2 separate regions of the Homo sapiens genome follow, and region 1 is linked to region 2. A link is an interaction called in ENCODE POLR2A ChIA-PET data of the cell type or tissue named here. Cell type or tissue: A673. All regions are shown on one strand. Each heading gives the region's core, and the rest is flanking DNA. Links, peaks and the distances in the headings are about the cores only.

Region 1 (4,473 bases), core at 679-3,178, 230 kb after region 2:
CTTTATACATTGAAAAATCCCACACTATGCAGCAAATGACCACATTCAGGCGTGCAATGCAGGGCCCGAGCCTCCTGTGTCTGCTGGCGGCCCTGGGTCTCTCTCCACCCCCCTCACCCTGTGTCTGTCCAGTGGCCACCCTGCAGGGACCAGATTTGCAGGCTCCATCACCCCCTCCTTTCCAGGCAACTCTAGCTTTCGAGGTCCCCCACAGGAGACCAGAGGGGAGCCAGGGCCAGGAGACAATTCTGATAAGAGATGATGGTGGCTTAGACCAGGCGACAGTGACAATGATAAGACATGGTCACATTCAGGAGATGCTTGGAAGTGGCACCAGGCTCAGGTGATCCTCCCACCTCAGCCTCCTGGGTAGCTGGGACTACAGTTGTACACCACCACACTTTGCGAATATTTTGTATTTTTTGTAGAGACAGGGTCTCGTCATGTTGCCCAGGCTGGCCTTGAACTCCTGGGCTCAAATGACCCTCCTACCTTGGGCTCTCTCAAAGTGCTGGGATTACAGGTGTGAGCCATCACAGCCAGCCTAATGCCTTGCTTACGATATCCTTGTAGATAAGTTACACACACATTTCAAAAAGCAATGCCCAGTCTTGGACTGTCTGCTTCAGAAGGATGATCTATTTTAGAAACAGTCATGGCTGACAGAGGCTCCTAAGGCCAAGTTTCTTAGGTCCCCATTTTGAGCTCCACTCTTCATTAACTCTTAATACAATTTTAATAAATACACTTGGCTATTTTGGTTTTCCACATAGCAGATTATATGTGACAAACTAAGAGGTGGGGGACTCAGGAGGGGAGGGGAGCTGGGAGAATACGGGGCTTGAATGGCCAAGTAGCAGGACCTGCTGCTACATGCAAAATGACAGTTGGAGAGCAGCAGTCTCGTCATCGTCATTCATTTATTCATCACATATTCATTAAGCAAGTGATACATACAGGCACTGTGCAAACACACTTCGCCAGCTAGGGAGAGAAAAACTGATCAAAGAGCACACAGACAATCCCATAGGGATTAAAATACAACACAGTCAATAATAACAAAACATAGGTTTCAATATCCCCTGCTTTAGAAGCTGAATCTCTTGAGAGAGATTTCCTTCCAGTGGTTAAAAATGAAAAGTGTTGGCATTTAAATGAGTATCAGTTATTTGGAAAACTCTCATAACTAGGATATTTCATTGCCTAACTACACCATTTCAGGGTATTTTAGTTAATATGCAAATTGCTAACAGCTGTGAGAACAAAACCACCACTGCATCATCACAATGGACCGAAGATGCCGGCGGGTTTTGCTGAGCTCTCTTAATTAAGAACTGCTATGGAATTTTTTTTAAAAAAGAGTATATATACATATATAAAATTTACAGAAAATATTATTGAAAATACTTATATTCACAGAATTTATTATCTTGGAAAAACAAATATTTTCAGAGCATCTAAATACAAAGCATCTCCATTCAAAGAAACTTTAAAAAAATTGTCGGCTGGGTGCGGTGGCTCACGCCTGTAATCACGGCACTTTGAGGGGAACCAAGGTGGGTGGATCACCTGAGGTCAGGAGTTCGAGACCAGCCTGGCCAACATGGTGAAACCCCATCTCTACTAAAAATACAAAAATTAGCCGGGCCTGGTGGCGGGTGTCTGTAATCCCAGCTACTCAGGAGGCTGAGGCAGGAGAATCGCTTGAACCTGGGAGGTGGAGGTTGCAGTGAGCCAAGATCGTGCCTTTGCACTCCAGCCTGGGCAACAAAAGCAAAACTCCGTGTCAGAAAAAAAGGGTCATTTTGTTTGTTTCAGTATAGTTTTAATCTGTTTAGAATTTTAAATTGAATTGCTGCCAGATAAATTAAGCTTCGTCCTCACCTCTTATTTCCTTTTACCTGATTTACCTTTTCTCAAAGGAAAGAGACAATTATATTTCTGCCAGCAGTAATGATTTTTTTCCCTACGAATATACAATATCCTTTAAAAACCATGTCATCTCAAGGTCAAAGAAAACAAAAACCAATGAAAAGGTGGAAGAGGGAATATAAGATGTAAAAATCTTATTTAGGTTAGAAACTACTCAGTAGAGTTAACTTTATAATCTGATATACCGTTCTGCATTGTGGAAATAACATACAAAATGCTTAGACTTTCATAAAGAAAAAAGAAATAGAACTTATGCATCAAAAGAGAAGATAGTCAAACAGTTCCCTCTACTGGAAGGTTTAATAGGAAGCTGGACATGCCATATTCTTTCATACTGTGATTCACAGAAAAGTCAGAGAGCGTTCAGCAAACTGGAAATGGGTCACTCAGGAGGAGGGGCATAGGGTAGGAAGGACCAGCTAGGAAGCAGTTTATAGTGGGACTGTATTCATCACTTATATAATTAAATAATTTTCAAAAGCAACATACACAATTCTATGTAATTTTTTTAAAATGCATATATATGCATTTATATATGTATTTTCAAAAGTTTGGGTAGTATCACACCAGAAGGTTAACAATTTTTAACTCTGGCTATAAGGATTATGGGTGATATTTGTATTATTTTTATATATTCTTTTGAACTATATTTTCTGAATATCTTATAATAAGCATGCATGCATCTCTCTTGCTCTCTTTCTTTTTTTGAGCCAGAGTCTTGCTATAACGTTGAACTCCTGGGCTCAAGTGATCCTCCCATCTCAGCCTCCCAAGTAGCTAAGGATTACAGGCATGCACAACCATGTCCAGCTAATTTTTAATTTCATTTTACTTTTTGTAGAGATAGGTCTCACCGTGTTGCCCAGGCTGGTCTAGGACTTCTGGTCTCAAGCGATCCTCCCACCTTGGTCTTCCAAAGTACTGGATTACAGGTGTGAGCCACCACACCAGCCTCAGGCTTATAATTAGAAATTGATTCTATTTATCAAGAAAAAGTGTTTAAAGTCTGGTAAAAAATTAGAACATAAAAGTATTTTCTTTCAATGAAAAGAATCTCATTTCAATTATTATTTTTAACATACTCATTATCTGCTTTTAACAGTTATTTAGTTAAGAGTTTATTCCCTAAGAAACAAATATTGCAGGGCGGGCACAGTGGCTCCACCTGTAATCCCAGCAATTTGGGAGGCCGAGGCAGGCAGATCACTTGAGGTCAGGAGTTTGAGACCAGCCTGGCCAACATGGCAAAACCCCGTCTCTACTAAAAATACCAAAATTAGCTGGGAGTGGTGGAGGGCACCTGTAATCCCAGCTACTTACTTGGGAGGCTGAGTGACGAGAATCACTTAAACACAGGGGACGGAGGTTGCAGTGACCCGAGATCACGCCACTGCACTCCAACTTGGGCAACAGAGTGAAACTGTGTCTCAAAAAAAAAGAAAAGAAAAGAAAAGAAAAGAAACATATATTGCAAAGATGAAAATTTGGTTACTCAAAATCTGCCAAACTAATTACTGAGATAACTAATGAAATCATATGTAGGAAGTTCCCAATTTCTCTGTGGATTGCGTGTTTCTATTATGTGGTTATTTAGAACTTGAAACATCATGCCATAGGCATAATGCTTTAAATGTGCTTCTTAAGTTGTGCTTCTCAAAAGTCTATCTTATCCAAAATTTAGCTAAACTAGTGTGTTATTACAATAAAAGTAGTAAACAATATTTGCAATGAATAATAGTGAATAATATCTCCTTAATAGTGGCATAACCCAAACTCATTTGGAGCCCCTTGACCTGTGCTGAAATGAAGTTCCTCAAACCCCATTTCTACAGTGTGGGGAAGTCCAAGCTGCTAGATTTCTGTGAATTCCTAGGCACATATTCTCTTATGGACTCAATATCAAAAGAATGTGCTCACATTAATGCATTAATGAGTAATGTAGGTTTGACTCAAGCTTCTTTAGGGGAAAGGAAGCAGGGCTTGTATTACTCAACTCAAAGATCTATTGTAGCTGGGCACGGTGGCTCACGCCTGAAATCCCAACCCTTTGGGAGGCCGAGGCAGGCAGATCATTTGAGGTCAGGAGTTCAAGACCAGCCTGGCCAACATGGTGAAACCCGTCTCTACTAAAAATACAAAAATTAGCTGGTGTGATGGTAGACGCCTATAATCCCAGCTACGCGGGAGGCTGAGGCAGGAGAATTGCTTGAACCTGGGAGGCGGAGGCTGCAGTGAGCCAAGATTGTGCCACTGCACTACAGCCTGGGCAACAGAGCAAGACTGTCTGAAAATAATAATAATAATAATAAAAAGGTCCATTGTAGATTTTAAACTTTTGTGCACCAAAGGATACTATCAAGAAAATAAAAAGACAAGCCACAGAGTGGGAGAAATACTTGAAAATTATGTATCTGATAAGATTCTATTATCCAGAAGGTAAAAAGAATTCTTACAACTTAAAAGTAAAAAGATAAGTAACCCAATTAAAAAATGGGCATAGGGCAGGGCGCGGTGGCTCACGCCTGTAATCCCAGCACTTTT
Region 2 (4,473 bases), core at 1,149-3,648:
CAAAAAAAAAAAAAATAGGTAATTTCTATTTGCCTGTATTTTCTTTCAGAACTAACTGCAAGTTATTTATCTTTTTACTCAAATCTTACTTATGAAATATTTTCTTTTCCTATGTTTTAGAAAAAAATCTTTTTTTGACACTGCTGGAGTGAAGTGGTGCAATTTTGATTTACCGCAGCCTCGACCTCCCAGGCTCAGGTGATCATCCCACCTCAGTCTCCCAAGTAGCTGGAACTACAGGCATGCGCCATCATCCCCACAGCTAATTTTTGTACTTTTTGTAGCGAAAGGGTTTCACCATGTTGTCCAGGCTGGTCTTGAATTCCTAGACTCAAGTGATCCACCCACCTCAGCCTCCCAAAGTGCTGAGATGGCAGGCATAAGTCACCTCGCGTGGCCAATGATACACCTTTTACGTTTTTGGGCTTATGTCTACATATTCATTCTGCTCAGCTCAGGTTGAAATTTACTTTAACAAGCCCAACACTTCATGAAGCCTCTATAAAATGTGCTATTAATAGGGCTCATAGTTTTTACAGCTTAAAACTCCATGAAAATCTCTAAGACCATTTCCCATCACTGCAGCACATTCTACTGGACAGCACTGTTGAAGACTGAGCCTCTCTGCAGACACCAACAATCTAGGAAGGTAGAAGGTGTAAGATCCCCTTGGTAACCCAGATGGTAACATTTGGAATTGCAGAGCCCACGGGAGTAACACTAGTTCCTTCTCTACTGCTGGCCCTGCCTAAGATCTGACTATTAGACTCAAGAATTTTGTCTAGTACCTGCGAAGCCCATCTGATCACCTGACAAGTGCTCTCTTCTCCTGTAAGACTGAGTAGTGTGCCTCTGAGACACTGCTTTTGGCTCTCAGAAGCTTTGCAGACACTTGTATCTCGGCATGACCAAAATTAACTTACCTTCACATGCTGCCACACTCTACCCAAATCTGCCTTGTTCCCAGAGTTCCTTATCTCAAGAAATTACACACATTGAAATTACACACTGAACTCTTAAGCCAGAACCTTGGAAATCATCTTAACACCTTCCCCCTTCTTCCTCAGTTCAGTTCTCAAATCCAATCAATCACCAGATCCTATTGATACCACTTCTCAATTATTCTCAAGTTGTCCACTTATCTCCATGCCACTGCTACTACTATCCCAAAGCCACGTACTCTCCCACCTGGACTGTCTTCATAGCATCCTAGCCGTGAATCCACCATGTTTCCCTCCAAAACACTTGTCACACCTATAGAAGATCCATCTGATCCCATTATTCCCTATTCACATCACCTGTAAGATAAAACTGAAACAATGGACATTACTTCTTATAGATACAAGTCTTGCCTATTTCTCTCCACACTCATTTTTGCCCAGCATGTTCCAACAACAGTATAAATATACTCCCTCTCTCTTGCTCACGGCCTTACCACATGCAGTTTTCTCCACCAGGAGTGCTTCTGCCCTCTTTGTCTGGCTAACTTCTACTCACCCTATAGGTCATCTTCTAGGTGAACCTTCCTAGCCCCTAAACCAGATTAGGTTCCCCAGGTATAAGCTCTTTAGCACCCTAATTCTTCCACTTCATAAGATTCATCACCCTTTTTTACTATTATTTTTTGTTTCACTGCAAGATGGTACATCATACTGGGAGATCAATTACCTTCTCCTCTTTTTTTTTTTGAGGCAGGGTTTCGCTCTTGTTGCCCAGCCTGGAGTGCAATAGCGCAATCTCAGCTCACTGCAACCTCCGCCTCCTGGGTTCAAGCGATTCTCCTGCCTCAGCCTCCCGAGTAGCTGGGATTACAGGCACCTGCCACCACACCCAGCTAATTTTTTGTACTTTTAGTAGAGACGGGGTTTCACCATATTGGCCAGGCTGGTCTACTTTCTCCTCTTTATCACTCATGCCTGTGCTATCACAGCCTAGCACAGAACTTGGTATATTATAGTAAATCAGCAAACATATGATGAATGACACATAATTCTGTAAATGAATAAAGAAATAACATTTTAAAAAATTAAATGCAATTCTGAACAATTATTAAAACCAAAGCAGGACTGACCTGGTGTTTTCATTATATTCAAAAATCTGAACCTTGGCCATTGCGTTGGGGCTACTGTCATCACTTCCTACGGCGATCATGGGGGAATGAGCACGAGAGCTAGAAACGGGGAGAAAGAACATTTTAGATAACAAAAGAAATACACATTTCATTCACAGAATGAACACACTGGAGGCAAGCAGACAACCAGCTTACAGTTAGCCTGTCACACTACTAGTGAATCTAGGTCTCTGCCACATAGCTGACATGGCCACACTGCAAGTATGCACCTGAGAATGTCACACATGGGAACTGAAGATTCCATCCTTATGAACTGTTTTTAGCATATTCTTATGGCTCAGATAGAAAGGAGCTCTTTGCCTGAAAAAAGCTTTCAAGCATTCAACATATTTTTAAAAGATACTTAAGAGGTCTTAGTAATTTTTCCTCCTGAAATTTTTGGTCATTAACTATGAAACAAAAAGTAACCCTACTGTGACTAACTTCATGACAAAAAGATCTTAAGTGCTTTGACAAAAAGAAGAAACACTGCGGCAGGGTGGCTCATGCCTGTAATCCCAGCATTTTGAGAGACTCAGGAGAGAGGATCATTTGAGGCCAGGAGTTCAAGAAGAACCTGGGCCACATAATAAGACTCTATCTCTACAAAAAAAAAATTTGTTTAATTAGCCTGGTGTGGTGGCATGTGCCGTTTGTCTCAGCTACTCAGGAGCTGAGGCAGGAGGATCACTTGCGCCCAGGAGTTGGAGGCTGCAGTGAGCTATGATCGTGCCACTGCACTCTAGCCTGGGCAACAGAGTGAGAGTCTCTTTCAGAAAAAAAGAAAAGAAGAAGAAAAAACAGATGGACAGGGGAAAAGTGGAAAAGACTACCCCTGCAGAAGTCACGATCCCCACGTCATTCCCCTCCCTAGACTCATCTGTGGTCAACCTCATTTTGAAAAAGGCAAAAGATGAGCAATGAAAGAATGGCTCTCCTGAACTATAAGCTGAATGACTTTTTAATTTCTATGCCTAATTAACATAATTTCCTTTGCCTCCCTCATCCAGATTAATTAATATCTCTGTAAACCTGGCACCCTTGCTTAACCTTTAGCCTCAGTATTGTGCACTACTAACCTCTTAAAGCTAAAAACAAAATGTGGTAACTGACAAAAAAAATTAGTTCTTTATTACTAAAGCTTCAGGTAATTAGATCAAATTATCTAATTAAGAAAAGTACCAGGCAAACTACAAAATGCTACAGTAATAAAATAAAATTATAAGTTATTTATAATAATTTTTGGCCATTCAAATAGATGTAAATTCCACAGCAATTTCTGTGTCTCACAAACTTCCTTTTGCGTTTTTTTCCTGTTTTTTTGAGACAGAGCCTTGCTCTGTCACCCAGGCTGGAGTGCAGTGGCGATCTCTGATCACTGCAACCTCCACCTCCTGGGTTCAAGTGATTCTCCTGTCTCAGTCTCCTGAGTAGCTGGGATTACAGGCGTGAACCACCACACCTGGCCACAAACTTCCTTTTTCAGTGTTCTACAAATACTTGGTTTTGATTTTTTTTTTTTTTTTGAGATGGAGTCTCACTCTGTCGCCAGGCTGGAGTGCAGTGGCATGATCTTGGTTTACTGCAACCTCCATCTCCTGGATTCAAGCGATTCTCGTGCCTCGGCCTCCCAAGTGGCTGGGATTACAGGCACGCGCCACCACGCCCAGCTAATTTTTGTATCTTTAGTAAAGATGAGGTTTCACCATGTTGGCCAGGATGGTCTTGATCTCCTGACCTCATGATCCGCCCACCTCGGCCTCCCAAAGTGCTGGGATTACAGGCGTAAACAACCATGCCTGGCCAAGATTTTTTTTTTTAATTGAGACTGGAGTCTCACTATGTTGCCCAGGCTGGACTTGAACTTCTGGGCTCAAGCAATCCTCCTCCCAAGTAGCTGGGATTCCAGGTGTGCACCACCACACCCAGCTAAAAAAATGTGAGATTTTAAAAATTCTTTGTTGTTTTTTCTTTTTGGTGAGGTGGGGGGGGGGGGGGGGGCGGGTACAGAGTTTTGCTCTTGATGCCCAGGGTGGAGTGCAATGGCGTGATTTCAGCTCACCGCAACCTCTACCTCCCAGGTTCAATGATTCTCCTGCCTCAGCCTCCTGAGTAGCTAGCATTACAGGCATGTGCCACCAAACCCAGCTAATTTTGTATTTTTAGTAGAGAAGGGTTTTCTCCATGTTGGTCAGACTGGTCTCGAACTCCCGACCTTAGGTGATCTGCCCGCCTCAGCCTTTCAAAGTGCTGGAATTACGTGAGCCACCCCACCTGGCCTTAAAAATATTTTTAAATCCAGTCATGAAATGTCCAGACAGCAACCTGAATTGAGGATTACCTCAATTGTACAACCAGAACTA

Evidence for each region. ChIA-PET counts read pairs that join two places held together with the same protein. Peaks named below come from ENCODE experiments on the same cell type or tissue, not always from the same donor. Only the 100,000 strongest peaks of a DNase experiment are listed, where the experiment ranks them.
Region 1: POLR2A ChIA-PET joins it to region 2 with 5 read pairs; 2 of 35 experiments call an interaction of 5 or more read pairs at or near these places.

Annotation. Positions count from the first base shown.
Region 1 is chr18:12,742,075-12,746,547 of GRCh38, reverse strand. The region is part of intron 1 of LINC01882 (long intergenic non-protein coding RNA 1882); the gene reads left to right. Among named protein-coding and RNA genes, the nearest start is that of LINC01882, 5.1 kb to the left of the region's middle. In A673, for the core only: a CTCF peak has its summit at 2,221 (motif pointing left); DNase peaks (open chromatin) are centred at 957, 1,237 and 2,207; H3K27ac peaks cover 573 bases.
Region 2 is chr18:12,968,850-12,973,322 of GRCh38, reverse strand. It overlaps SEH1L (SEH1 like nucleoporin), which reads right to left. Exons shown (of 9, transcript NM_001013437.2): 5 at 2,072-2,170. Among named protein-coding and RNA genes, the nearest start is that of CEP192, 20 kb to the left of the region's middle. In A673, for the core only: no CTCF peak of the experiment used is centred there; no DNase peak of the experiment used is centred there.